7 separate regions of the Mus musculus genome follow, and all the other regions are linked to region 4. A link is a loop called in an ENCODE intact Hi-C map of the cell type or tissue named here. Cell type or tissue: left cerebral cortex. All regions are shown on one strand. Region 1 has its middle 21 kb from the start of Tvp23bos. Region 2 holds the start of Gm46284 (a long non-coding RNA gene). Region 3 holds the start of Tvp23bos (a long non-coding RNA gene). Region 4 overlaps Pmp22 (peripheral myelin protein 22). Region 5 has its middle 14 kb from the start of Cdrt4os1. Region 6 overlaps Cdrt4 (CMT1A duplicated region transcript 4). Region 7 holds the start of n-TWcca8 (a tRNA gene).

Region 1 (4,000 bases), 230 kb before region 4:
TTCTCTAGCCCCTCCATTGGGGGCCCTGTGATCCATCCAACAGCTGACTGTGAGCATCCACTTATGTGTTTGCTAGGCCCCGGCCTAGTCTCACAAGAGACAGCTATATCAGGGTCCTTTCAGCAAACGCTTGCTAGTGTATGCAATGGAGTCATCGTTTGGAGGCTAATTATGGGATGGATCCCTGGATATGGCAGTCTCTAGATGGTCCATCCTTTTGTCTCAGCTCCAAACTTTGTCTCTGTAACTCCTTCCATGGGTGATTGTTTCCAATTCTAAGAAGGGGCAAAGTGTCCACACTTTGGTCTTCGTTCTTCTTCAGTTTCATGTGTTTTGCAAATTGTATCTTATATCTCGGGTATACTAATTTTCTGGGCTAATATCCACTTATCAGTGAGTACATTTCATTTGAGTTCTTTTGTGATTGTGTTACCTCACTCAGGATGATGCCCTCCAGGTCCAACCATTTGCCTAGGAATTTCATAAATTCATTCTTTTTAATAGCTGAGTAGTACTCCATTGTGTAAATGTACCAAATTTTTTGTATCCATTCCTCTGTTGAGGGGCATCTGGGTTCTTTCCAGCTTCTGGCTATTATAAATAAGGCTGCTATGAACATAATGGAGCATGTGTCCTTCTTACCGGTTGGGACATCTTCTGGATATATGCCCAGGAGAGGGATTGCAGGATCCTCCGGTAGTACTATGTCCAATTTTCTGAGGAACCGCCAGACTGATTTCCAGAGTGGTTGTACAAGCTTGCAATCCCACCAACAATGAAGGAGTGTTCCTCTTTCTCCCCATCCTCGCCAGCATCTGCTGTCACCTGAATTTTTGATCTTAGCCATTCTGACTGGTGTGAGATGGAATCTCAGGGTTGTTTTGATTTGCATTTCTCTGATGATTAAGGATGCTGAGCATTTTTTCAGGTGCTTCTCTGCCATTTGGTATTCCTCAGGTGAGAATTCTCTGTTTAGTTCTGAGCCCCATTTTTTAATGGGGTTATTTGATTTTCTGGAGTTCACCTTCTTAAGTTCTTTATATATATTGGATATTAGTCCCCTATCTGATTTAGGATAGGTAAAGATCCTTTCCCAATCTGTTGGTGGCCTTTTTGTCTTATTGACGGTGTCTTTTGCCTTGCAGAAGCTTTGCAGTTTCATGAGGTCCCATTTGTCAATTCTTGATCTTACAGCACAAGCCATTGCTGTTCTATTCAGGAATTTTTCCCGTGCCAATATCTTCGAGGCTTTTCCCCACTTTCTCCTCTATAAGTTTCAGTGTCTCTGGTTTTATGTGGAGTTCCTTGATCCATTTATATTTGACCAGAGGTCTTAGGATCTTGTGGGTGATCCTGTGTGGGTCCTTGCGGGTGTCCGGAGACTCTGCAGGCAAGGCACCCCGGTGCTGGAGTGGACCGGAAGGGACTTGTGCAAAGATCAGGCTGGCTTATCTGCTTCCCTAGTTAATGCAGTCTCAGGTCCCGAGTGATTGGATTGGAGCAGATGATGTGTTCCGCTCACCAGAGGTCTTAGGATCCCGTGGGGGATCCTGTGTGGGTCCTTGCGGGTGTCCAGAAACTCTGCAGGCAAGGCACCCCGGTGCTGGAGTGGACCGGAAGGGCTAAATAAATCTTAAAAAAAAAAAAAAGTTTAGAGACGAGCTCAGTCCAAATCAATGGTCCCTGAAAGGGTTTTGAGAGAACTAAGATATGAGCTGGGAGTGTACTATAGTTGTTTGGTCCTAATTATTTTTATAGTTGAAACACATCCTGCTCTCTGTTCTGTTCCTTGACAGCAGTTGAAGCTTGATAACGTCTTTGCAGTTTTTAAAATTATTATATTATTTTATTTATTTACCTTCCGTCTATGCTGATATCACCCTGAATGCCCACGATCTCGTCGTCTTTGCAGTTTTAAATAGCTCTAGGATGATTCCTTTCACTGCCGGATGGTCTCTCTTTGTGTAACTCGCATTTGGTTCACTAGATGGCAGTATACCAACGTATGCTGTACATGGAACTGCTGGGTACTTCAGCTGCCAATTGCTAGTTCTACTTGGGAAACTACAGTAGAGTTCTAGTTTGCCTGCAAATGATGTAGGGCTAAATTCTTTCCTCCTGTTTCTCTGTTAATTGAAATCACTGTTAATGGGTGGATAGATGCTGAGTGACTAGTATGGTGACAAAGTACCAGCTTGGGTAAATATAGCAAAGCATCTGTCTTGTTGCGCATGCCCAGTGAGGTGCTTCAGACAGAGACTCGGGAACCGCTGATATGGCTGTATGGCTTGTGCCTTCCCTGATATTGCCAAGATCTCAGTTGGAAAGTGAGAAGACTGTGGCTGGTGGGTCTGCAGCTTTCCCAGGGTCGTGTGAAGCTGGGACTCCTACAGGGAAAGGGAAGATGAGCAGATAAAGGAAGTTTAGGAGGAGCCGGTGTGGAGGACAGTGGGTTGCCACTAAGCAGAATGTAACCTTGGGACTGACTGGGCCAAGACTACAGAGTTCAGGGCGTCTCAGTTATCCAAGCAGAAAATGTAACACCCTATGGTGTCTGTAGCAAAAGTGTTAAATATTTCAAGTGCTAAGGGGCAAGATGATGAGCCAACAGAGCTGAGGTTCAATGTGGGTTTCCTACCAGTTGTGTGTTCATGAACAAAACACCTCTCTGATTCCTCTCAGAGTGACTCCAGGAAGGAGATAGCTATTTACATTCATAGGCTTAGAGAATGCAGTGATAGATCCAAGGTCTCAGAACAGCTAGACTAGACGGATCTAAGATTCGGACCTGAACAGTCTGCCCTAGGTTAACAGTCACTACACACAAGGTCTCCTTAACCTGTAGCACCCAGGCCTGGTTGTGCAATCTCCTCACATTAGACTTTCCCAGAGACATGGGCGAACACAAAGAGGTTTAGATCAAGGGTTTGACTTTAGTGACAATGGCAGTTGGCAAATTCCAAACCCGTAGGGCAGGTTAGGTAGGCCATCCTTGAAAACTGCCTGTTGTAGCCTCAAGGACACCTCTTCTTCAGGAAAAGAAGTCTCTTGCCTTTAATGCCTTCAGCTGGCCAGACCTACCCATTTAAATGGGCTAACTTATTTTTTAGACAGACTTTCATTCTTTAGACCAGGCTGGCCTTGAATGTGTGACAATCCTGCCTCAGCCTCTCAAGTTCTAGAATTTTCTAGGACTACAGGTATGAAGTACTATACCAAGCAGGGTGTATAATCTCTTTGATGATGTTAACTCTGTCTACATAACACCTTCACAGTAATAACTGATGTTGTTTGATTAGCTATCCACTATTGTAACATTGACACAGAAACAGCACACCCGTCCAGTATCTGTGGACAGTGACATCAGGGGTCTCCCTTGTCATCTGCATCAGTGCATGGGCAATTTACCTGTTGGCATTCAGCAAACAGTAGGTGTGTGCTACCCCATTCCAGCCTTGGTGAAGGCCACCATGTTCTCACCTGTAGATGTGAGCTAGGCACAGAGGCTCAGTGTGTCTAACTCATGCATTGCTTTCTCTTGGGCTCCTTCCTTAGCACAGTAGAAGGACTTATATGGAAGCAGGTGCGTTTCACCTTTGAGCATCCTTGTCTCATGGTAAAAGCATGAAGGTTTAAAACAACAGAACTAACCTAGGCTAGATCAGCATGTGTGATTGTGGATCTGGGGGTATCTGTAGCCATGGTGTTAATCCTTTTGAGGTCAGGCTGTCCTTTCTGAGACAGCAGATAGGGTTGTGGACAGTACCCACTTGGGGTGGAATTATCCCTTGGACAACCTTTTGTTTTAGTGTTCTATTGCTATGAAGAGGCACTATGACCAAGGCAATTCTTAGAAAGCATTTAATTGGGGGCTTGCTTACAATTTCAGAGGGTTAGTTTATGAACATCATTGAAGAAGCAAACAGACATGGTGCTGGAGTAGTAGCTGAGAGTTTTATATACTGATTCACAGGCAGAGAAAGAAGAGAAAGAGAGGGAG
Region 2 (4,000 bases), 140 kb before region 4:
GGGTTCAAATGGTCCTGGAAGGCCTTGCCCCTGGCTGGCTGACAGAAAGGGATCTAAGGGAAGCTGACAGAGGCAGAATGGAGTCAGCAGAAACCAACAGGATGCAGCTAGTGAGTTTCTTCATCCCCTCTAACCAGGCAGACTCTTGCTAGTGTGTCCTCTGTGGACAGGGTTTCAGGGGCATAAGAAGAGATGTGGTTGGCTGATTTCCAACCCTAGCATCTCCCAGGCATATCTAGCACAAAGTAGAGGATGATTTTTTGAAGCCAACAGAAAATTAGCTCAGTAACCACCAGTGTGATGCTCGCTGTGGCACCTGAATCTGGCATTGGAGAGCTCCCCAACCCCCTTAGAGGTTGTGATGGTTTGAATGTGCTTGGCCCAGAGAGTGGCACTACTAGGTAGGATGTGTGGCCTTGTAGAGTAGGTATAGTCTTGTTGGAGGAAGTGTGTCACTGTTGAGGTGGGCTCTGAGACCTTCCTTCTAACTTTCTGGAAGTTGGTCTTTTCCTAGCTGCCTTCAGTACGAGAGTTAGAACTCTCAACTCCTGCAGTGCTATGCCTGCCTGGATGCTGCCATTCCTCCTGCCATAATGATAATGGACTGAACCTCTGAATTCGTAAGCCAACCCCAATTAAAATTTGTCCTTATAAGAATTGCCTTGATCATGGTGTCTGTCCACAGCAGTAAAACCCTAACTAAGAGTTTGGTTCCTGGAGTGGGGTATTGCTGTGATAGGCCTGACCACATTTCTCTTTGGAAGTCTAGGTTGGGATACTGGGGTCTGGCCATTTAGGGGCTTGAGCATCTCTTGCTATATTTCCAAGAAGAATTGTCCCAGGAAAGTGACTGCTGGGCAGGACTAGCTGGACATGTAAGAAATTTGTTGGTTATTGGTTGGAAGATGATCCTTAGCCTCAGTGACTTACAGTGTCCAATGCTTTGATGTGTCAACTGGTTCAGACTTTCCCAAGGGTTATGAGGACATGGACCAATGGGTCCATCTCTCCAAAGGATGCTGTGACTAAAGTCCTGGAGGTCCTGGAGTACCAAGACAAAGAGGAAGAGCTGCCTTTGATTTCACAGCCCACTAGCACACAGGTCCCATTACCCTAGGTATAGCCCTGAAATCTTGAGGTCTAGGAAAGCCCAGATCATACTTGTTGGGATTAACTTTGTTCATCTCTGATGTTTCCAGAAATAAGCATGGAGCCTTTCCAGGACCCTGACAACCATCTGGAGCAGTCAGGGCATGCATGAAGTGGAATGTGGATTATTTCCACGTAACCTCATCTGCTTGTTCAAACCAGGGAGGCCTGGAGTATCTCAGGTTACTCTGAGCACAGTTAATGGCAATCTTGAAGAAGGAACTGGCTTTCTTTGATGTCTCACAGTCTATAGCCACCTCTTATTTATCTCCTCCCTGTGTGCTGTGTTTTGCTTAGCAGAGTTGCTGCAGTGGTTCTTGTTGCTTTTGTAGTCTGTGTAAGAATCAGAACGCACACTTTCTTAGCCTATCTGTGTTGCTGGTAACTAAGGCCACATTCTGACACATTTCATTCAGATTTCATACAGATTCCTTGGCTTCCTGTGCACAATATGATATTGACCATTTGCAAATTCCGGGGTGGGGTGGGGCAGACAGTTGACCTTTAACCTCCACAAGCTGCTGATCGGATTTGCTTTGGACATCAAGCGGTTCTGCGTTCTGGAGTTTCCTTAGCTGTGGCCTGGGGGGAACATCTTAATGGAGATTAGGCCTGCCCCAATGAGAAGAGGCTGCAAGAATCTGCAGGGAAACTTCCAGAGCAGAGGTTCTGGTAGAGGTGTATACATTTGGGGGTTGCCTGAGCTCTCTAACTGGAACGAGAGATAGAGATGGGACCTGAGCGGATAGAGTAGATACTTTGTGAGCCATGCTGAAATGAAGTGGACGGAGCATGCCCAGTGTGCCTTTTAGTTTTTGCAGTCCAGGGTCCTTATGCAGGAGGGTTAATGTCACACAGTTATACAGCTTCCTCCTTTAGGATGTGCAGAACACAGCGAGCTCCTGAGCCAGAGGATTTCTGGGTCTTGTCAGGGCTCCTTCAAGGTAGCTAAGCAAACATGGGAAATAGAGGAGCCAGCATAGGGAAGAAACCTGCCCCCTGCACTGTTACTGACCATGCATCTGTGGAGATAAAGAACAAGGCTTAAATGCCCTAGCCCTCCAGCTGCTCCCTGTGTGAGTCAGCAACTGTAACAAAAAGATTACAAAGTGCTCTCTAAGCTTTGTCCAAGCCAACAGGGCCTTCTCCACCACTTGGTTCTGGCTTTAAGTTAGTTCCCACCCCTAGACTCTTAAGGAATCTGTTTGTTTGTACAGACCAAAGGACACTTTTTTTTTTTTTTTTTTTTTTAGAGCTTTCAAGTTATTTGTGGCAGATAGAGCACAGACTGAGAAAGCCACGGAAGGGCTGTGGGGGAGGGGGAAGGAGACAGATTTGATGGAAACTCAAAGCTGACTTTCTGTTTGTTGAAACACCTCTTCCTACTTCTTACCCCTCTCTGGCTCATATCTCTTTTATCTGGGACCCAGGGCCTTAGCCAACTACTTGGAAATCACAGGCTGACATTGCTAGATCTCTAGGGGGCATGGTTGGGTTTTTGGGAAGAGCCAGGAGGCAATATAGAACACCTGTATTGTGTCCGCACAGGGCCCTGACACTTGGCACACACTGTAGGGTGCTTGGCCACGTACTGCAGACATGGAACAAGAGGCAAATTAACTATGAAATTATGTTGCTTCCCGTAAAGGTTACAGACTACACTTGGAATTTCATCACCCCGTATTCTATGCCACCCCACACTCTGTACCTCACTCTAAGCATGGCTGACTTTTCCATGTAGAGCCTCCTTGTGGGTACACAAACTGAGTGTAGGTGGTATGACCTTGACTTTATATTCCAGAGGCAGTGAACATTCCCTCCCCACCTCTGGCATTTCTAGGTGGTTCTTTTACTGACTCATGCGCTTCCTGTCTCCATTCAACCTTTCAGCGACCCAGAGCGGCCCAACCCATTCTTTTCAGTAGAGAGAGGGACCTGAGATGTCGCAGGATTTCAGACAAGTTGGGAACTTGACTCCTGGCACTGTTTCTGCACATGGGCCAAGTGGGCAGATATTTTTTGTAGAGAACAGTCAGTTTGAGAGCCAGCAGCAGCTGGAGGGAAGTTGGTCTGAGTGTGGCTGACTCTTTATTTATACTTTTGCACACTGGAACCTGTGCATATTCACTTTACTGTTTAGAATCCTGAGACAAGCTTACTTTGGTAAGTGGGTGATAGTGGAAGTAAGAGAGCCTTGGTTGGTCCTCAAGTAGTTCAGTACCGAGTGTGGGGGTCACTTTTGAACTCAATACTTTGCCTGCTCTCAGATCACCTCAAATTTCTATCGGTGATAGTTCTGCTGGGTTTGGTCTGCAATTGCTGAGCCCAGGGTATATTGTTAAGCAGCTTTCCCCGAAACTCTTCTTCATGTGGTCAGATTGCTCTGTGCCTGTGGTCCCGTAGGTATTGAACAAGTCTGGCCACATTCTCCTGTGTTCCCTGGAGTGTGGTATGTGTACTGGGCCAGAATTGGTGCTCAAATATTGAGTAGGGAGTTTTTAAGAGCAAGCTCTAAGACTCAAAACAGAAAGTACCAAGAAGAGACTACTTCAGTGACAAGAGGTTAGTAAACACACATTTTTTTTTTTTTTTTTTTTGTAGGTGGGAATAGGCTGCCTTGCCGTAAACTCTACTCCTAGTCTTAATTCTATTATCTAAATAAGAATAATGGACACCTTTTATGTACTTTTTCTTTTAAGGTACTGGGAAAACAGAAGGAACATGAGACACAAAGTCATACATAAAACACATGGTTAGTCTGTCCCTTTAAAAAAACCTTTCAAGCCTTCATGAGGAGATTCCAAGCTTATTTTTCTTTCTCTAGCCTTTATCAGAAGGGACATAATTCCAC
Region 3 (4,000 bases), 210 kb before region 4:
GCATGTTTTTCCCCATGAGGTGATGAAGACAAGGGATTCTCTCATCTGAGAAGATGCCATGCTGTTTGGATTTCTAGTCTCCAAAGTTTTTTCTTTTAAGTACTCAGCCTCAGTCATTCTTGGTATAGTAACAACAGCGGCCCAACCTATGCATGACGTTGACTCAGAGGAGTAGCCGTTCTTCTTCTCTTCTCCCCTCAAAATGGCAATTGAATTAATTTCTAGGTTTTAGTCCTTCTAGAGAAGCACTGAAGGGGAAGGGGGAGGGGCAAAATCCCTTTATAAACCACAACAAATCACTGTACCTTATTGAAATAAATCACTGTCCTCCACTTTAAAGGTGATTTGATATACACTCAATACATTTTTCTGTGGTTATGAGCATCTGCTATTCTTGCAGAGGACCCAGGTTCAGTTCCCAGCACCTCCTGTGGCAGTTTACAACCATCTATAATGCCAGTTCTGGGGATCTGATGCCCTCTTCTGGCCTCTGTGGGCAGTACCTGTGGTATACACACAGACAAGTGCACACACATACATACTAAAAAAAAAAAAAAATCCCCAAAAAACAAAAATTAAAAAGTGCATTTTCTGGGATTGGTTCTTTATCTCAGTGGTAGATTTCTTGCAAGATCCTGAGTTCCATCTCCAGCATTCACCCTGTCTAAAAGGGAGTGCATTTTTCCTCCTCTCTAGTTATTGGCACTGCTTTCCAGAACTATCTAACTCCCTCCCCCTCGACTCCTCAACATAAATCCTGGCTGAAAGCTCACCCTGTGCTCTTCAACGATCTTCTCGGTTTTTCATTTCTTATTCAAGTGAATCTTGGCCTGTTCAGAAACCACAGGATTTCACTTATGCCTTCGATCTGCCCTGCTTGCTCCTTCTGTGTCACCAAACACCAGGAGCTGACAAAGACAAAGATGCCGTTAGCCAGAAGAAAGGGGGCATAGCATTTTGCATGTTGAAACAGTCCTTTCTGTAGATGTCTGCATGAGAAGCCTGTGCTGGTAGAGTCACATGCCACAGGGCCCCTCAGTCCCTGGTTCTGGGCTTCCTGGCAGTCTCAGCATCCTGGATGCTCAGCCAGGTCTCCCTTGATGGAGCCTGGACTGTGCTTGGGCTTCATACAGCTGTCAGGTCTGGTTTTCATGCTACTCATGGGGCCCCAGGTTGGGCCTCCTTGCTTGGCACTGGAACTTCATTCCTGGCTGTCTTATGACCTCCCCAGCCCTTCTCTCCCCCAACTGCCAAGAGATCTGATTCCATTTCCAAGACCTGGCATAACCCACTATATTCACAGCCTCCATACCACCCTGAAAACCCTTCCAATAACATTTCCTTAACTACAGTGGGCGCTTTCATTTCCTGATTTTTTCCTTTAAATTTTCCTGCTGACTAGGTGTTGCCAGACCGGTCACTTAAAAGTTAATTTACAGAGTCCCGAGCTTCCTTTAGGGAACACAAGCTGAGACGCCAAAATCTCTGTTTTTCAAAGAATGTGATGTTAAAAACCACCCGGCTGGGTCCCAGACTGTAATTTAAAAGAAAAAGAAAAGGAGGAGGAGGAGGAAGGGGAGGAGAAGGAGGACAGAGTGGGGGAGGAGGAGGAGGAGGAGGAGGAGGAGGAGGAGGAGGAGGAGGAGGAGGAGGAGATGACAACGATGATGACTACTACGAAGAACCACCACCACCACCACTACAACCACTACCGGAGTGTCCATGGGTTGAAGCGTTTTGATTTACACACCATTTTCTCCCAGATAATCCGAATTTTTCCAACCGAGTACATCACGCCAGTTACAAGAAACCATTCCTGCCCCACCTTAACCGCCTCCCGCCTTCCTTAAGCTTCTGGAAGCTGCCAGCAGATGGCGCTAGCCCACCTGATTTTTCCTTGTGTGGCCTTGGGAGTCAGACAGGGAGGTAGGTGGGGGAGAGGCCTGAAGTCAGAAGAACGCTGAGCCCAGGCCAAGATTTCTTCTGGCATCTGGAATGCATTAAAAACAACCCACAGAGCTGAATATAATTCTCCTTCGAAGAGAGTGGGGTGGGGAGAGAAGAAGAAGGAGGGAGGGAGAGAGGAAGACAGGAAAACAGAGCGGGGAGGGGAAGAGGGTTGAAAATGGCAGCGACAGGCAGAGAAGCCCGTGGGTCATCCTGGAGACGTGTGCCTCATCTCACTTGTCCATGACAGCTGCCAGCATTTCTGCTCTGGGTGAACAGGGCGACATGGTTGAGAGGAGGAAGCAAGCGACAACCAGAGGGTTCTGATAGGATGGTGGGAAGGGATTCCCAGCCTTCTCCAGCAGGCTCCTCCTCACTGGCTTGGCGGTATCTGCTCTTGAGGGCGCCTCCTCTGCACGCAGCCCTATCGGCTTAGAGCACAGCATACCCGTGCTTATGGAGGCTGTGAGCAGGTTGAATTCCAGGGACCGATCGGCCTTCTCTGCCACTAACCCTCACTCCTCCAACTTCCAATTCAATTTCCTTTTCTCCTGGGCCTTGACGGAAATAGTTTTTAATGGTTGCTCAACCGTGCCACCTAGTGCTTAGCAGATTCTGTGTGAAGAGCAAGCAAAAGACAGTGGGGACATACCATCTGGGAAGGAGGCAGCTAGCTGACTGTCAGTGGGGACCAGTCTTGGGTTTGCAGACCGGTTCTTCTTTTTACTCCTGATACCAAAGGACAAAGACACCCATTCCGCTAAGCTGGGAGAGAGCTGGGCCGGGTTGTGTCTGTCCACTGGGAGGCCATGCCGAGGTACTGAAGAGACCGTGCAGAGAGCTACCAGACAGAACTACCAGGCTGGGCTAAGCTGCCTCTGGGTGTCCTTTGTCCTTCACGGGAGCAGGTGTTGGGAGTCTGATTCTTGGTAAGCGGTATTGGGAGGTGATGTGGAAACTTTAGGTTCTACCTAGTGAGAAGGCTGCCACCGTGTGGTTTGTCCACCAGTACCATAGCACCCACCAGGAAGCCTATACTAGATGCTACCATCTTGTCATTGAACTTGTGAAACCTTGAACTAAAGAAATCTTTTTCCATAATAAGGTATGCAATCATGGGTGTTTCGTTTTAGCCACGGACAATTAACTACTAGTACAACCACCCTGTCAGACTGTCTAATTTCCATGAATTTAATCAAGGACATGGGCCACCAGGAATGGTGCTTTCACATACAACAGCTACCAGCAGGGTCTTAGAATCCTCCTGGCAGGGCTTGCTGAGTGACACAGCTGAGCCCCCAGCCTAACCTTGGAGCCCACTGCCATCTTCTTGCCCTTGTAATCCTACCAGCTGCCCTCCTGGCTCTTCCTGCTCCGGGCTTGCTGTCAGCCCCCTCATGCCATGCCACCCTCAGCCCCACCTCTCCTCTCCTCCTGCTCAGCCTCATGTAGACGTCTACAAAGAGCTGGCAGTGCTTCATGTTCATGTTCATTCTGGGGTCAACTCAAAGTAGTGACTGGCACCACGGACTGGAGCCAGTGTGAGAGGTCAGATCTTGTCCACTGCTGGGTAATTTGAGCCCGTTGTGTAAGCTGTCATAGCCTCAGTTTCCTCATAGGAAAAATGGGATGATGATAGCAGCTATGCCATTGGGTTGTTTTGAGGGCTGAGTTGACACATTTAAGTTGCTTACCCGGGACAAACACTTGATAATGGTTGCTGTTGTTAATAGCTCCCCTTTTCTCAAATCTGGTTGTCTTTAAGGAGTTCTGCTTTATGGGAAAGGGAATGTGGGTGGCTGTGTTAGTCTGTGCCTGGTCCTCTAGACTGATAGTTTCCAAACAGCAAAGTAGGTTTGGAAACATGTAACTACTCTCTTAGGATATATGAGGGAGCAGGGGACTTAACTTTCTGTGGCAGAGTTAACTGTCTATTCCCCAAACCCCATGACCTTTTCCCTCTTAGACACAAGCTAAACTACATTTCCTAGCCTCCCTTGTGAGACTTCATTCTGTGCAACTTAATCAGAGCCTCTGTGATACCAGAGTGCTG
Region 4 (4,000 bases):
CACAAAACAGTGTTCCCACCTCCACGTGATGTCTATACCAAGCTGTCACCTCTCATTTTCGGATCACAACTGTCAACTTTACCAGGGAGTGGTGAGGGAGGAAGGGGAGGGCTGGGCATCCAGAGGATGAGGCTGGGGAATGGCTTGCTGATCTCACTGGGCAGGAGGGGGAGGGCCAGGCATCCAGGGGATGAGGCTGGGGAATACCATCCTTTGCCCTGCTCCTTTCTCCCTTCTCTCCTCACTGCTTTACTGACCGGGCATGTCTGGCTGTTTGCAGCAATGGCTCGTGGGCAATGGACACACGACTGATCTCTGGCAGAACTGTACCACATCCGCCTTGGGAGCCGTCCAACACTGCTACTCCTCATCAGTGAGCGGTGAGAGACTAGTTTTGTGCCCTGTGCAGATTGGTCCTAACTGGGTCTTCTTTTGCACCTGAAATGATCAATTCTTGAGGCTCTGGTCTAGAAAGTCCCTACTGGGTTGGGGTGGACTGTGTCACAGAGTCAGATATCCAACATGAGAGGGAGGGGACAGCTGTCTCATGAGGGAGTCTTCTGTCTCACCATGACTCTACCTAAGCCATGCCATCAGCTTGTCCCAGTCACCTTGTGTAGTGTTCTTTGTGGGCAAAGAGATATGGACCCAGGTAAGCAGAGAAGGTGACATGCCAAGACACACTCAAAGCAGATCCCACGGCGACAGGTGATATTGTGGACATTTTTGGCTTGGAAGCTGTCTCTATCAGAAATGTCCTGCATCACCCTGCTGCAGCTGCAGGCGATTGGGCCTTCCTGCATATGGCCTGGCCAGGTTTGGGCCCCCTGGTTACCAGACTGCCTTCCGGGGTCTTGGTCCACAAGGGTACTATTTAGCATCATAAACTGAGCCCGTGGGCCCTTCTGCAAAGCATGTGTTTCTGCTTCGCTCTCGGCATCTTTGGAAACAAACCTGAGGATATATTTGAAGGAACACTAGGACTGCTCAGCAGGGAGCCTGGGCTGTTCAGATGGACGTGTGGAAGTGAGACTGGTGCCAAGACTTGGTCTTGTGTTCCCTGGAGCCCTGGAATTCCGGCTTTGAAAGGCTAGTTAAGGACAGCTTCCAATCTTACTGTAAACTGCTTCCCCCGCCTCCCTCCTTTCTCTTGCTTGAAGATGCCACGCTCCATGAGAGGAACTACCAGTTCATATCCAGCCCCGTAGAGCAGGCAGTGAAGTGACTCAGCTCTGGGCAAGCCTTGGTTGGACTCTTCTTCCTACAGACTCTGCAGGAATATCATAGAAGCGTTGCAAATGAAAGACGTTAGTCTTAGTCCCAGTAGAAACGGGAACTGGTAACATATTTATATTGAGGACAGGTTAAAAAGCTCTTTTAAATTTTCACCGTTCTTGGCCTGGGGACAAGGCAAAAGACCTCAGCCCTTCCGAAATGAGTCTTTATCTGAGTGTGTGTGGCACACTAAATTGAAACCATCCTAGAGGTTGCATGGTTTGTTGGCAGCCAAGTAAATGCACTGTTCATGAGTGCTTGAGAATGTGATGAGGTTGCTCTTGGTCCCCCAAAGCCACAGCATCAGGTTTCAACCGCTTTAGCTCTAGGGTCTGGCAGAAGTTCCTCGCACAGTCACAATATGCCGCTCCTGGCTCCCCACTGCCATCTAGTGGTCAAAGGTGGCAAGGCAGCCTACAAAAGTCTGCTTTCTCTGGGGCTTTGGGCCTGGTGTCCACAGGCGCTGTCCCCAAGTGGCATCTGGCCACGTGGGGTTGGCACAGAATTCAAGAGTCTTAGGACCGGAAGGGAGCAGTTTTGGCAGGCGTATTAAAGCTGCCCGAGTTTCAGCCAAAAGGAGGAGGCAGAGGAACTAAGCTGTGCACAAACTGTCTGCAAGAGAGAGAATGGAAGATACAGCCTGTTAACTGGCCCAAACTCTGTCTCTTCTTGCTCAGTAAATAGCTGTCCCTTGGTGCCAGAAGCATATCTAAAAGAGGCACCAGTGCTGTTTTAAAAAGGAAACTTGCCTCTCAACTTCTCCATGCCTGGCATATCCATTGTCCTAAGCCAGCTCCCACCGACTTTGCTCAGTTTGTTAGCATGATTCCACGTGGGCTTGGTGGCTTTTCTGGGAACCCCAGGTCACAGCTCTGACAATAATGGGCTTCCAAGGCACTCAGGAAAGGCCCCAGAGAAGCTGGGCTTGCTTCCACTCAGGCAGATTCTAAATTAGGAGTTTCCGTTTGAACTTCCCGAGTAGTCATTACCTCTGCTGACGTCTTCCTGGTGTGTCAGCATGTCACGCCTAGGCTCTGAGCCATCAGTCCTCTGGGCCTGCTTTGCCTGTTCTGTGGTATTCAACAATGAGTTGTGTAACAATACAGTTACAAGGTACAGAATGTTCAAAGCATTGGCCTGTTTAAAGCATGGGGCCACCTTCATGAATGAATTGTGTTTAGTTCTTAGAATTAAGCCAGTTGTGTTTGTTCTTAGACTGTTGGAAGCAAGCTTTTGGAAGTAATAGTTATCAATAGTGATTTGTAAAGGATATTCATTGAATGTGTGCCCCCATTTACATCATGGGCTCCCCTACCTCCGATAAAATTTGCTGCAGCTATGGTTAGTCTGGAGTTCCTGGGTTCAAGGAAATCCCTCTGTCTCAGCTTCCTTGAGTAGCTGGGACATCACAGGCACATGCCATTATTTTAGCTCCAGCCCACTGTATCTCTGAAGGGACAGGGACTCTCTACCCTCTCTCCAGAGGTCAGCTTTGTTGTCATTGAAGCCACCTGGCAGTGTGGGTGGGGCCTACCTGATTGCACTCTCAGGCAACCCGCTATGCAATCAAGCCTGAAGTTGTCTCAGGTCTTTTCTCAAAGCCATGTCTTCCTGCTGAGATGTTTTACATGTCTTACCCCTGCCTCTAACCTCTAATCACCTTCTCCCCCTTTTCTAAATGGATTTGCCTGCTTGCTGAGGTTAACAAGCCCCACGGGGCCCACCCAGAGGCTTAGGAGCTCTGGGCCTTCACAGCCAGAGGCCTTACCGCTGCTGAACCTCAGTGAGGAGTCAGGGGATTTGGGTGTGGGGACATGAGTCACTATGGAGGCACACCAGGCCAGGTGCCTGTGGAGAGGGGGCCAGGCTCAGGGACAGTACCAGAGCTCAGGGGGGAGTGGAAGAAAAGTCTCTAGTGGGAGGCGGAACATGATCCATTCTCCAAAGGGTAGGCAGGACTTAAGTAAATAAAGGCAAGAGGGAGATAGGCTCTGTCTGGGTGACCAGTTGGCTGGTTAGTCCTAGGCCTGACTCCACTGGGCAGAACATCTTCAAATCTTAGTGCGGCAAGAGAGTTTATTTCCTCCTCTTTTAACGAAGAGCCCGGCAGCCTGAGAGATGCATGGGTTTCATGACATTTTTGGATAACTAGCTACTTTCTAGCTTATTTCTTGGAGTAGAATGGAGAGAAAAATGGAGTAGAATTCTGTCAATATTTCTCTCTCCCTCTTTTTTCTTTCCTCTCCCCCCCTCCTTCCTTCTCCTCCCCCTTCTCTCCCTTCCTCCCTAGCTTTCCATGATCAGGTAGAGTGAAATCTTGGAGTCCTTTATCCATGTGTGGGCATTTGTTTTCTTCCAGACCAGTTTTCTCTTCCAGACTCCAGAATCCTGTTTGCAGCCACCTGCCAGACAGTTCTGCTGGGCAGCTGATGAGACCTCACCCAAGCCATTATCCCCAGTCACCCTGCACCTTGCTCCTTAACCATCTTCCCTACCGTCTAGTATCTTAGTGAATAGCGCTTCACTGCCTGCCCAGCAGCTGGAGTCTGCCCTTTGTGCACTTGTCCCCCTTCTCAAGGCCCTGGGTCTCAGAGGCATGCTGTCCTCTAATGTCTGCTGTCACAGTCCCTTCAATTGTCAGAGGCACAGAAGCAGATTCTGATTAGATGGCTTTGATCTGTTCTTGTTCTTCTGTGATTGGTTTTCCAAGCTCAATCCAGGATGA
Region 5 (4,000 bases), 120 kb before region 4:
GTTCTAGAAATGCAACTTGAAATCTAGGGATGAACACATGGCCTAAGAATACAACAGTTCCTTCTATGTCCTATTTCAGTGGCGGGTATATCAACTTACACAGATTTTTAAATTTTTATTTATTTTTTGACACCATTGCCAAGTATTAGGTTGCTCTAGCTATATATTTCTGAGTCCTCTACTCTGTCTGTTTCCCTCCTCTGGTTAGCATGTTTTGCCACTATGGACCTGTAGAATAATTTGAGATCAGTTGTCTCGATATTGCCAGCGTAGTTCTTCTTGTGTTGAGTGTTCATAGTCTTTGTGTTTCCAAGTTGAGTTTTAAGATTTGCCTACCCCAATTTTTTCTGAGTATGAATGATACTGTTGTGAATTTGAGGGAGATGGCATATACTCTGTAGATAGTGCATTCAGTAATATAGCTATCTTTACAATATTAGTTCTGCCAAATCTAGAGCAGGGAGATCTTTCTATCTTCTAACATTTTCCTCAGTTTATTTCTTCATCCTGGTAGAAATCGGTCTCCTTTTTGTTTAGGTTTATTCCTAGATACTAAAAAAAAACTGTTATGAATGGGTTATTTCCCCAATTTTGCTCCTGGCAAGTGTGTTACTAATATATATAAAAGTTATTGACTTTTGTATGTGTGATAAAAGTTATCATCTTAGCCATTTTAACCGTATGGCTTAGTGGTATTAAACACGTTCATATTGTTGTGGAACCATCAGCACCATCTATCTCCATCTTCTCCAAGGGAAATGCCACAATCCTTACCTATTCCTTGTCTCCTTTGTCCTTTGCCCTCAGACTCCGATGACCACAGTATTATTTTTTTGTCTCCATGAGCTTGCTACTCTACAATCTCATGTAGGTGGGATTACATAGCATTGTTTGCTCTTTGATACATAGTTTCACTTAGCATGATCTCAACACGGTTCATTCCTGCTGTAGCATGCAGAAGAATTTCATTCCCTTTTAATGCTAAACAATATTCTCCATTATATGCATATATATATATTTCATTGGCCGTTCATCTGTTGATGGACACTTAGGTTCTTTTGGCTGCTGTAAACAATGCCGCTGTGAGCATACAGTGCACCAATTTGGCCTTAAACTTTGAGATGATTATATATCCACATGTTTTTGTAGGCAATAGTAAATGTATAGTGCGCGTGAGCGCACGCACACACACACACATACATATGCTCGTGTGCGCACGTATTTTGTTCTACTCAGCTTTGGCATCTGTGTAAGCTCATATACCTACCACTAAAGTAGGACATGGAACAAGGAATCATTGTGTTGTTGGGTCATGCATTCAGCCCTAAAGCATGAGAGAGAAGCTTTGGGCCATGGCTTCCAAGAGGGTAAAGGAGGCAAGGGATTGGTCTGAAGCCAGCCTCATGTCTAGCAGCATCTCCAGACCACACATATTTTCACATCTTATCCTGATCAGTAACCAGCAGCCATAATTATGCCATCCATTACCACATTGCTAATCCAATCCAAGACAACACCAGTGAACTTAAATCCCGGGCATTGGCTCCTTAAATGGAATGCTTCTACAAGAACTGTGGTGTCTGATAGGGGAGGAAAAAACCACATTAAAATGAACTTTAATGTCTACTTTATTAAATCCAGCATAAGACTAATATAATCATCTCATTGTGTAAATTATTTCAATTTTAATGTAAGCATTTCACTCGGTATTTGCATTCTGTTTGTTCATTTGTTTGTATTTGGTCTTGGATATCTGTATTTTGTACCTACAATATGTCTTGATTTGGCCTAGCCCATGTGGCCACATGCTGTCCGTTAATTAAGAGACCGTTAATGCTAGCAACATGAGCATCTGGCTTGATAGGTTCTCAGAGAGGCCAGCTGGTTGCTGGCAATATAACAACTTTGCCTGGGGGGCTCTGTTACCTTGGCAACCTGCTCTCCATCAGCCCTGTTGGATGTTTAGTAAACTGACATGGAACCTGTCTTTGGGGTTCAGAGGTGGAGCGCGTGGTTCTGAGATGCACACTAAGATTTCTAGAGAAGGTGGAGGCGAAATCAGCTGGAAGCAATGTTTTAAGGGAATCCCAGACTGTTGGGAAGGACTGGATTCCTGGAACTTGACAGCCCTGGATGTCGCTCTAACTCCCCGAGCCAAGGGCCTTTGGCATTCCACTTGGGTCACTGGGCTGACCACTTACACCCTGCAGTGAGAGGCAGTCTCCCTACCACCCTGGGGAACTTCTGTTCATCATTCCACCCAGGAGTTGGCAGCGCTGCCCACGTCTAGCCACCTAACAGATAGATGGAATACCAGCTGCCCACAGCCATACTGTGTCAGCTAAAAGCACCTTCAAAAATGAGTGGCTGTATAACAAAGTCCTCTGTCTGTTGCAGGCTGGGACAATGTCTACCCCAGCCCACACTTTGATTGTGGGAACATTTCTTGCTATAGTAACACTCTGGAGAGACTATTATAGAGTTTCTGCAAAATGTGTAGCCTCGTGGGCCTTCAACTGGTGGCTCTCTTTGGAGAAGCTTTTCATGGTGGTATGCAGAGTCTGCCTCCTACCCACTGACCCTTGCCCCTGACGGCTCTTCTCAGCCAAGCCTAGCAAGCACACAGAGCATCTACCTTAGCAGCTTGAAAGGCACTAAGTTCTCTTCAGCGTAGAGCAATCTGGTAAGTTTTACACATAGTGGATTTGGATTCAACACCACCTGTTGTTTCTTCTCCCCCTCCCCCCACTTTTGTCCTGTGGCTCTCTGAAGGTTTAGAACTGCATACATACTTCCATTGGGTGGGAATTCTCCAGTGGCTGCTATGATATGATGTCTGGTTTCAGAGTCGCAACATTCAAGTTCCAGTGTCACCTAAGGCATTGAAGCCCAGAGGGCTTCAGTTTCATCCATTTACAAAGCATCAAACTACCCAATGGCCAAACTGCTAACAGCTTGCGACTTTTCTGCTAAGCCAATAACCCGGACAAGCTAGAGTAAAAGTACGTCTGTACACCCTCACCCTCCGTGTTCACACAAAGATGAGGCTCCTGAGGAAGCCACCTTCCAGTAAGCTACACAGCAGGCCCTGTGTGAATGAACAGGGGCAGGATGCGGGATTCTGACGTAGGCATCCATACCTCCTGGTTGAGCTCCCTGAGGCCTGAGGTCTTTTCAGAGACCCAAGATCTCAGCACAGGACTCAGAAGGAGGTGAGCTGGCCTGCTATTCAACAATTAACTGCAGGGCAAGTGAATGTAGGTATTAACTGCCTCTTCCAGGAACACTCTCACAGAAAATCTCTTAAGAGCTAGCCAGCGGATGCCCTGCACTTGGGCTCCTGCATTGTTTATGCATTCAGCTACTGAGATCAATATTTCAGACGAGCAGGCAGAAGGGCCAGGCTTGCTCGCTGGTCCCTGGAGCCATCACTGCTCTGTTTCCATCCCCATTTCCTAGTTTTCAGCTTCTGGTTGGTCCCTTCCTTGCCCTACAAACCTTTTAACTTTCATTTTTTTTATTGCTGCACCCCATTCCCACATACCCACTGAGCTCTGTATGGTATTTGATGCATGTAGATACTGTGTAATGGTTACAGATCACAAGAGGGTTGCTCTTTCCACGGGAGCAGAGCCTAATCACATTTTTGTTTTCCTCTTTGCTCTACCCCACCCTCTTTCCCATCTCTACTCCCCCTCTCCCCTTCTGGGTAACTTGTCTCTTTCCCTGTAGCCCCACCCTACTGCAAGTCACTGCCTGTCACTGCTTTCCTTGTTTTCTGTATCAAAAGGCTCCTTCCTCCACCCCCACACCAGTCCAGGTACTCCACATGTCTGCCCCTACTGTATCTGGATCTGCTTGCATCTTCTTCATCTAACTTCTCTATGGAGTGACTCTCACTCAGGAGGGGCACATCAGAGATATGGACCTAGCCACCCCATGCTCGAGTTGAAGGAATAACTCCAGGCTAGCTTCCTTGTTCCTCAGGGCCCATCTCCTA
Region 6 (4,000 bases), 150 kb before region 4:
TTTCTAGTTGCATGAGATTCCCAGTCTAATGAATGAATGATCCATATGCCAAAGGAGATCGATTATTCTACATGTTCGTTCTATTTCTTGAAAGGCTACAAAGCAAGTCAACCTAGAAGAAGCCCTGAGAAACACTGCTGGGGAGGTGTTTACTAGGTGTTTAAACAAACTGGGTGGGCCGTATTCATATGCCTGCAATCATGTCTAAAATAGATCCTATAAATGGCGACTCTTGGGCTAAGTAACCTATTTGATCAGTGCTCTGATCCCCTTTCTTTTTAAACAGCGTCCTTTAGCATCTTGAGAGATTCTTGTATCCTATGGGAGACAATTTAGGCAACATCAGACAAAGCTAGTACCTCACTCCTGAGCATACACTATCTTACAGTATCAGGCCAAAAGCCCGAGCGGAGTTGACTTGTACCAATGTACTAATCCATTAATCCTGCCTGGAACCACAAAATCCTTTTGTAAGATGGCTTCCTGAGATAAGGGCAGACAGTGGCCAGCCTGTGGCAGACAGAGAGTGAGGTAATCAGTTTAGGAGAATCCCATCCATCCGCACTGCCTGCCCCCTCACCGCAGCACTCTAAGCCACTGGCTAGCTTCTGCCTTTGATCTAAGTCCACCCACTATTGTCACATGGTTCTGGAAAGGCCCCATGACCCCATTAGTGTCTGGAAGGGTACTGAGAAACAGCACATAACAAGCAAATACTGAAAGAAAGCCAATGTCTCAGACAACCTCCTGGTCCTGTTTTCTGTCTCTTGAGTAGTTAGTATCACCTTATAAATCCTCAGCGATTGGGTGGGTAGACTCACAGGCACCCAGTCACAACGGGTACCGCATGTTAGAATCACCCGGTGTTCATCTCCTCACTATTGCTGTGATGAAAATACTCTGATCAAAAGCAAAAGTATTTATTTAGCTCACATGTCCAGGTCACTGTCCATCATGGGGTGGGGTGGGGTGGGAGAAGCAGGAACCATGGAGCCACTGCCGGCTCACCCCCACACTCAGCCCCACACTAGCTTCCTTACACAGCCCAGGACCACTTTCCCAGTGATGACACTATACCAATTAAGACAACACCCACCCCCACACTCTTCCCAGGCCAGTTGGATCAAGGTAATTCCTCAGTTGAGGTTTTCCTCTCAGATGAGTCTAGGCTGTGTCAAGTTTACAATTCTCAAGACGTTTCAGCTAGTATGTAATACATGCACTATGTTATTTGTGTGTAGTAATGGGATTCAATGGGCATACTTCAATACAAATACTCAACAGAGCACTGATCAAATCCACCTCCTGTTACCTACCTTCCTCAAGGCCTTCACCCTTCTGGGAAGCTTTAATTCCAAAGCCTGTGCTGCCTCTCCTTCCAGGCAATAGAAATCCTAAGACACTTTCTAAGAAAAGCTGGGCTCAATTCGCTGCTGTCTTCATTTCCTAAGTAGCAATTGAGACCTTAACTTAAGGATCACAGTCCCTGCCACCACAGTCATGCCACGTTCCAGGTCAGTGTCACTCCTTTGAATCTGAGCTCAGGATCTCAGGCTAGATTCTAAAAATGGGAAACTGAGTGGAGACTGGGGAGAGCTGAATGTGGACCTTGGTGTCTATGGGAGAAACAGGAAAGCTACTTCAGTGTGGGCTCCCCACCCCCATTGATGCTGTTTCTGTCTGGAGACTGTACGGCTTTGCATTTTATTTATGGGAAGACCAAAAAAAAAAAAAAAAAGAGAACCCTTGTGCTAGATTTGAGGAAAATTATGAAAGGTCTCAGCTTGTCTTCTGACTTATGTCAACTCTTTATCGCTTGTTGTTTTCAACGGACAAGTCCTCCTGGTGCGTTTTGAGACTCTCTTAACCATTTTGAACAGGGTACACTATGAACCAAGCCCCCCAGACACTTCAGATTTGTTAACTGGGGATTTAGAAGCAAGGAAAGGGGATTCTCAACCCCCTAAATATCAACTCCAAGTGTGTGTGTGTGTGTGTGTGTGTGTGTGTGTGTGTGTTTCCAGTGTCTGGCACTATGTGGGGGCACAAATTCCAACAGCTCTATAAACATGCATGGTAAGTTGAGTACTCTTTCATTGAAGGTAGACAGGCAAGATCTGGGTGGCCACTTGGATGCCCTCTGTTTGAGGGCACTTAGAATGGATGACCTTAAAATTTCAGAACCTATGACTGGTCTTAGAAGAAAAAAAAAAGAAAGCCTTAAATTTTACTTTAAAATAAGTCTCTGTATCTCTTTCTATGTTAGAGGACCATTTTAGCATGATATGTTTTGTAGCCTCGAAGAACTATATTGATATTGTATTTTAAAATGCCTTGTTGTAGAGTATTGCCGTTGAAACTCAGTGGAGAATCCTGTAAGACCTGGATCACAAAGATTTGACAAAAATTGGATTTTGATTTTGTCTTAGTTAGGGTTTCTATTGCTGTGGAGAGACATCACTACCATGGCAACTCTAATAAAGGGAACCATTTGATTATGGCTGGCTTACTGTTCAGAGGTTTAGTCCATTGTCATTAGGGCAGGATAACTTGGTGGCATGCAGGCAGACATAGTGCTGGAGAGGTAGCCAAGAAGCCTACACCTGGATCTGCAGGCAGCAGAAAGAGAATGAAACACTAGGCCTTGCTTGAGTTTCTGAAACCTCAAAGCTCCGCCCTCCCCAGTGATGCAGTTCCTCCAACAAGGCCACACCTATCAGTAGGGCCAGTCCGTATGAGCCTATAGGTCCATCTTCATCCAAACTACCAGTCTTTTTCTTTCTAATATGAACACATCTCCAGGGTGCTATCATTTGTAGGAGTTTCAGATTTTAAAGTTTCTATAATTCCATGACAGTTCCTTGATTGGGAGAACAAAAGGTATGCAAATGTGGTACCTACGTTAGAGGTGGATGGTCCACACAAGTCAGCAAACCACGGCTCACTTCTGTCGCAGCTGATAGACTTGGCACCGCTACTTATGCAGAGGATGCTGTGGTACTCAGTGCGGTCCATGCATCAAGAGCATCATCATCCTTTGGGTTTATTTGTAGAAGCAAGTTCTCAGATTCTCGAAACAGATCTACTGAGTTGAAGCATCCATCTGAGATTCAGGCACAGCTAGTCTCTGCAGGTGATTCTAGGGCTATTAAAGTTGGGAAGCACTGACCCTAGACCAAGAGTTCTGAGTGTGGTTCCCAGTGGCACTAACATCTCCTGGGAACTTACTGAAAATCATCTTCAGCATGCTTTCATGGGGCTTTGGCAGGTAAAGGCTGAAATATTCCACGACTCTTTTAAATACTTAGAGGCCATAGAGATGGAAAAACAGTAATAAATAATACATGGAGGAGTGATGGTTCAGCCTGTACACTTCTTGCTATGCAAGTGTAAGAACTTAAATTTTATCTCTGGCATCTGCTTGCTTGGACAAGCTCTCCAGCTAGATAGGCCTATGAGGTTGCGAACCATTGACTGTGGTCCCCCCCCCCCCCCAAATCATCCACATTCATGAGCACATGGAACAATTTGACTTTCTGGTTTCAGCCTGTCTTCAGCCTGTCCTTGGGCCACTCTAGGTAAATCCTGGCGGTTGTCTGGCCATCTCTGCCACTTATGTCCCCAGCTGCAGGCTGAGAAGCTCAAGTCAGAGGGTGAGACCTTGCCATACTTAAAGGAACCAGACAATACCTGGAGCCTTCAGGGTCTGCCCAGGACTCAGACTGTAAATCCAGGAGATCTGAAAGCAGGGCCCTGAAGAGCCACTCATGGCAACCCAAGGAGCTGGAGCAAGGCCACACAGCAGGCATTAGGACTCATCCAGTTCTCCTGTGAGGGACAGACCACAGGACTTAGGATCCCCAGAGTGGCTACTGATCACTTGTCAGATCAGCATGAGGAGGCCCTGGCTTTCCAGTTTTCCCAAAGCCATTTGCATCTGTGATATAAAGAAAGCTGTAGCAATGAGAGAGAACTGGAGCAGAAGCCTACAGGAGGAGTT
Region 7 (4,000 bases), 390 kb before region 4:
TTTTCATAGATCGCATTGATAATGGCTGCCTTTGTTTATGTGGGCTGCAAACACAGAGACTATGCAGTGAATTGTCTGTCTAACTGGTTCCTTATATAGTGGGTATCTGGTCATTGGCAAGCGGAAACAAACATTGTTTACTAACATACAAAGTAGGGTTTCCTCTAGTGGACCCTAGAGGTGCAGGTTAATGGGGGTGTACAATAAGTATAGTTTGAGGGAGTTCCAAATGTGAAACACATGCAATCTGTTAAACAAGTCTTTCAATGGCTCTTAAAATAGTTTTATGGAAACAATTAACAAAGCAGTATCCGGCTGCCAGGAGTTTCCCAGGTCGCATTCTGAGTGCACCCCCTAGTTCTTCTATTAGGAGTTCTTGCTGTTCTTGTTGCAGACTTGTCTAAAAGAAACAAACTTATTCTTATGGTTAGTACAAGACGAATGCAAAATATCAGGAACCAAAATACTTCTTTCAACCAATGAAACCAATTCTATACAGGGTAACACACGAAATCAATCTGAGCAGTCCTGGCTAATTGGTCCCATATGCCACACTTTTTCGATTCCTTATTCCAGTCCTTTTGAATGTAGATGTCTGCTCTGAGTAGCCCTACCATATTGTGCAATTCTGCTGTCTTATGCACCGAAATTTTTTCTCGGTTCAAGAGTGTTTGATGCATGCTCTGTAGTTGTTTCTCATTGTGCTCTGCTATCTCATCGATCTCTGTAATGCTTTTAACAAGTTTATCCCTTTTGCGGTCTTTCTCCAATTCAAAATCAAATTGGGCATCAGATGAGAAGTAACTTGGTAGTATACTGTGGTTACTCTCATCTGATTGTGGACTATGATCTGCGGACAATTATGTACAAGATAGCATCCTCTAGTTATATTCCATTTTACATGATTATTGTCCACGGATGTTTCATTTAGATAATTGCATCTAGTGATAGTGTCATTATTGGTGCACACTAAGAATTGATAGTTACACAGGGTTTGTACAGTCTGAGGCATAGTGGAATATGCCAACGCTGTATTTTCCATCTTTCTTATGGGTACACGTGGATATAAATATGTGTTGGGTCCTAATCTGTAAGTTTGTTCCATGGGATGCTGGTGTGCTGTTAACATTTATCCATATGAAATGGTCAATTGGCGCCAACCAGGTTTCCTCCTGTGTATAATGGTGTTTTATACCACTTATTTGATTGTGGTATATGTTTATCCAGGTATCCATTCTGTGCACTATCTGAAAATATCTGTACTAAGTTTAGTTCGCATATGCCGTCAGCACACCAAGACATTCTTTCAGAGTCCAGAGTAGTTTGAAATTCTGGGGCTCATCTGCCCATTCCAATATGTCTAATTCTCTAGATATACTTATACATTAGATCCATAAATTTGGCACACAATCAGGTTATGATTAGTGGTACTGAGATTCAGTGTCCTTTTGTATTCCTGACTGTATGTTTCCTGGAATACCCGTTATCTGTGTTTCCATGGTATTGACTATCATATGCAATGCATCAATTGATTGTGATACTGCATGCAATGCTTTGGCTGTGTCTGCATTAATTTTTTGTATACAGTAGAGTTCTGCTTTAACAGGTTGAACAATGGCTGCTGCTACTCCTCTGCCTGTAATACCTCCGAGGATTGCATTGCTCCATCCACAAAAGTGCCTGCTGATAGTGCTTGTAGGGGTTTTCCTCCAAATCCATCTGGGTAATATGTTTTGGGCCATTATAATGTCATTAAATTAATTTTAAACTGGATGGGTCTAACTCTTGGCAAGAGAATGGCTTGTGCTGGTAATGTTGTGTCTGGTTCAATAAGTGGAGCTGTTACTAGTTTTGGTTTACCTGGTGGTACAAGGCCATCCATCATAGGCCTTGACTCTGGTTGTTAAATATTCACTCTGATAGACTACTTTGGAAGCAGCCCCCTCTTTCAGAGTGTGATGTGGAAAAACAGAGGCTTCTTCTAGAAGGCATTTCTAAATCATAGAATCATACAGGCTTGCATAAGATGTGCCCCTATGCTGGCTCCGTTTGTCATTAAAGCCATAGGCATGCCCAGGGGTCATGTCATTTTCTCATCCAGCCACTAGAGGGCGGTGCCAGACTGCAAGTTGGCCCTCTACAGACCACATCCTAAACCTTAGAGAATTATTACACTTCCAAGTGTAATTCATTAGCTTTTTTTTTTTTTCTTCAATATAATTTAGAAGCTAGGAATCCTTTCTAACAAAGAAATATAAAGTTAACCACTAAATGGATACCTGCTGAAGGAGCTGCACTGACTCGGAGATAAACGCGAGTCATTTAAAACGTGTTCCTGCTTGGAGCACCTCTTCATCATCAGTGTGTTGGGGGGTGGTAGTAGGGGTGGGGGCAGAACCTTAGAAGTGGCCAGGAGGAGGCTCCTTAGTCACTGGAGACAGGAAACTGTCCTACAAGCCCTGGATAATTGTCATGAAAGGAGTAAGCCTGTCTTTCTTGCACTCTCTCTGACCTTAGTGTTCAAGACGGGACTCTTTCTCTCACGTAGGATTCTGTCACAGGCCTTGAAACCTTTGTCAGAGCTCCTATTATGCTATTTGGACTTTCAGTCTCCGTGGCTACGAGTAAATAAAATTTTGTTGTTGTTGTTGTTCTTTATGAAGTTAACTTTTTATTGTAGTGATGAAGATCACCAATTTGTGCCAGTGCGCGCGCGCGCGCACACACACACACACACACACACACACACACATAAAAAATTAAGTTTTCTTTCTCTTCTCTCTACCTTTTCTTTTTCAGGAAATCATTTTTGCATCTGTTTTTGTAGAATGTACGATAATTTTTTATCTTCGTATAATGGGAAAACAAATCTTTGCTAATTTTAAATAAGATGAGTTGGTGTTTAAAATTGATCACTGAAAAATCTGTACACACACGAGCGCACACACACATAGAAGTCCCAAGCAAATTCTTTTGTAATAATGATGTTGAAAGGATAGACTATTATCTGACAGGTAGATCTTTTAAAACCTTATTTATTCATATGGCATTCATAATCTTGAACAGTAGGCATTTAAAATAAAATGTTTTTACAGAATTAATTCTTAGGATATAATGCTAAAAAAGAGATTCCTTGACTATAAACATTTGAAAGGTTGGAGAATCTAACGAACTTGGAGTTTGTGTTTGGCAGTGGGTTAGGCAGGGAGGACAGGAGCTGCGAATGAGCGCAAGGTGTTTGCTGTCACAGTCTATGGCTTAGAGTCCGTTTAAAACCTGATGCTTAGACACGCGAAAAGAAACCAGCAGCATTAGGAAGGCTCCAGAAAACCTTCCTCAACCAGCTGAGAGAAAAGTTCACTTATAAGAATTTTAATTCCTCGCCTCCTTGTATTTTAAGTCTCTGCCGTCCTTCAGAGTTAGAAGTGTGTGAGCAAAGGTTTTCAGCGAAAATGTTTTGGCCATTTCAACCTCAGCTTAAAAGTGACTGTGTGAGGGCCTGTATTGAAGCCCCGCCCCCAACACCTGGATCAAAACTACCCAGTCAACCAAACAAAACTGAGAGTTTAAAACTTCATTTTGCTGTTCCTCTTTATGTGTTTAAGCATGCTGGTATACATTACATTTCCCGCTTCTATTTTGGTCATCTGTGAATTGATTTGGCTCTTTGTCTAATTTAATTCCGATCGCAAATGCTGAAGTGGTTTTGTAGTTAAGTGGCCAAGTTTCTTATCAGTATAGAGAAGAATTGGGTAAATGACTTGTCTGTAGATTTGAAAATGCCAGGGCTTTGGCCTTTCTAGCTCAATTGTAGGAAAACAGGTACTCATGACCCCGACGTGATTTGAACACGCAACCTTCTGATCTGGAGTCAGACGCGCTACCATTGCGCCACGAGGTCATTGATACATAATGCATTTTGATCCTCTAAAGCTCCAGCATCCTGGCGGCTTTCTCCTGCAACTCCTCCTCCTGGACCGGCGCGCAGAGTTCCCGAGGC

The links. A loop is a pair of places that touch in the nucleus more often than their neighbours do. Peaks named below come from ENCODE experiments on the same cell type or tissue, not always from the same donor. Only the 100,000 strongest peaks of a DNase experiment are listed, where the experiment ranks them.
Region 1: a loop joins it to region 4, with 6 times the contacts of the local background. A loop is called at or near these places in 11 of 42 quality-filtered maps.
Region 2: a loop joins it to region 4, with 2.6 times the contacts of the local background. A loop is called at or near these places in 12 of 42 quality-filtered maps.
Region 3: a loop joins it to region 4, with 6 times the contacts of the local background. A loop is called at or near these places in 39 of 42 quality-filtered maps.
Region 5: a loop joins it to region 4, with 2.5 times the contacts of the local background. A loop is called at or near these places in 11 of 42 quality-filtered maps.
Region 6: it touches region 4 in a loop (2.1-fold over the local background); 11 of 42 quality-filtered maps call a loop at or near these places.
Region 7: it touches region 4 in a loop (3-fold over the local background); 29 of 42 quality-filtered maps call a loop at or near these places.

Annotation. Positions count from the first base shown.
Region 1 is chr11:62,899,901-62,903,900 of GRCm38, forward strand. No RefSeq gene overlaps it. Among named protein-coding and RNA genes, the nearest start is that of Tvp23bos, 21 kb to the right of the region's middle. In left cerebral cortex, a CTCF peak has its summit at 1,989 (motif pointing right); a DNase peak (open chromatin) is centred at 1,988.
Region 2 is chr11:62,993,633-62,997,632 of GRCm38, forward strand. All of the region lies in intron 2 of Cdrt4os1 (CMT1A duplicated region transcript 4, opposite strand 1), which reads right to left. It overlaps Gm46284 (a long non-coding RNA gene), which reads left to right and starts at 694. Exons shown (of 2, transcript XR_001780234.1): 1 at 694-4,000. In left cerebral cortex, no CTCF peak of the experiment used is centred here; DNase peaks (open chromatin) are centred at 2,455 and 3,137.
Region 3 is chr11:62,919,350-62,923,349 of GRCm38, forward strand. It overlaps Tvp23bos (a long non-coding RNA gene), which reads right to left and starts at 3,282. Exons shown (of 3, transcript XR_388723.3): 1 at 1,887-3,282; 2 at 774-908; 3 at 1-248. In left cerebral cortex, CTCF peaks have their summits at 486 (motif pointing left), 1,869 (motif pointing right) and 2,554 (motif pointing left); DNase peaks (open chromatin) are centred at 785, 1,091, 1,353, 1,897 and 1 more place; H3K4me3 peaks cover 767 bases; H3K27ac peaks cover 1,229 bases.
Region 4 is chr11:63,134,141-63,138,140 of GRCm38, forward strand. Pmp22 (peripheral myelin protein 22) reads left to right here. Exons shown (of 5, transcript NM_008885.3): 3 at 281-380. Among named protein-coding and RNA genes, the nearest start is that of Pmp22, 4.7 kb to the left of the region's middle. In left cerebral cortex, a CTCF peak has its summit at 1,670 (motif pointing left); DNase peaks (open chromatin) are centred at 1,181, 1,716 and 2,217; H3K27ac peaks cover 2,819 bases.
Region 5 is chr11:63,016,046-63,020,045 of GRCm38, forward strand. No RefSeq gene overlaps it. Among named protein-coding and RNA genes, the nearest start is that of Cdrt4os1, 14 kb to the left of the region's middle. In left cerebral cortex, no CTCF peak of the experiment used is centred here; a DNase peak (open chromatin) is centred at 2,362.
Region 6 is chr11:62,986,196-62,990,195 of GRCm38, forward strand. The region is part of intron 1 of Cdrt4 (CMT1A duplicated region transcript 4); the gene reads left to right. Among named protein-coding and RNA genes, the nearest start is that of Gm46284, 6.1 kb to the right of the region's middle. RefSeq lists an enhancer at 1-755. In left cerebral cortex, no CTCF peak of the experiment used is centred here; a DNase peak (open chromatin) is centred at 1,595.
Region 7 is chr11:62,742,186-62,746,185 of GRCm38, forward strand. It overlaps n-TWcca8 (a tRNA gene), which reads right to left and starts at 3,901; the gene lies at 3,830-3,901. In left cerebral cortex, a CTCF peak has its summit at 2,104 (motif pointing right); DNase peaks (open chromatin) are centred at 2,094 and 3,928; H3K4me3 peaks cover 245 bases.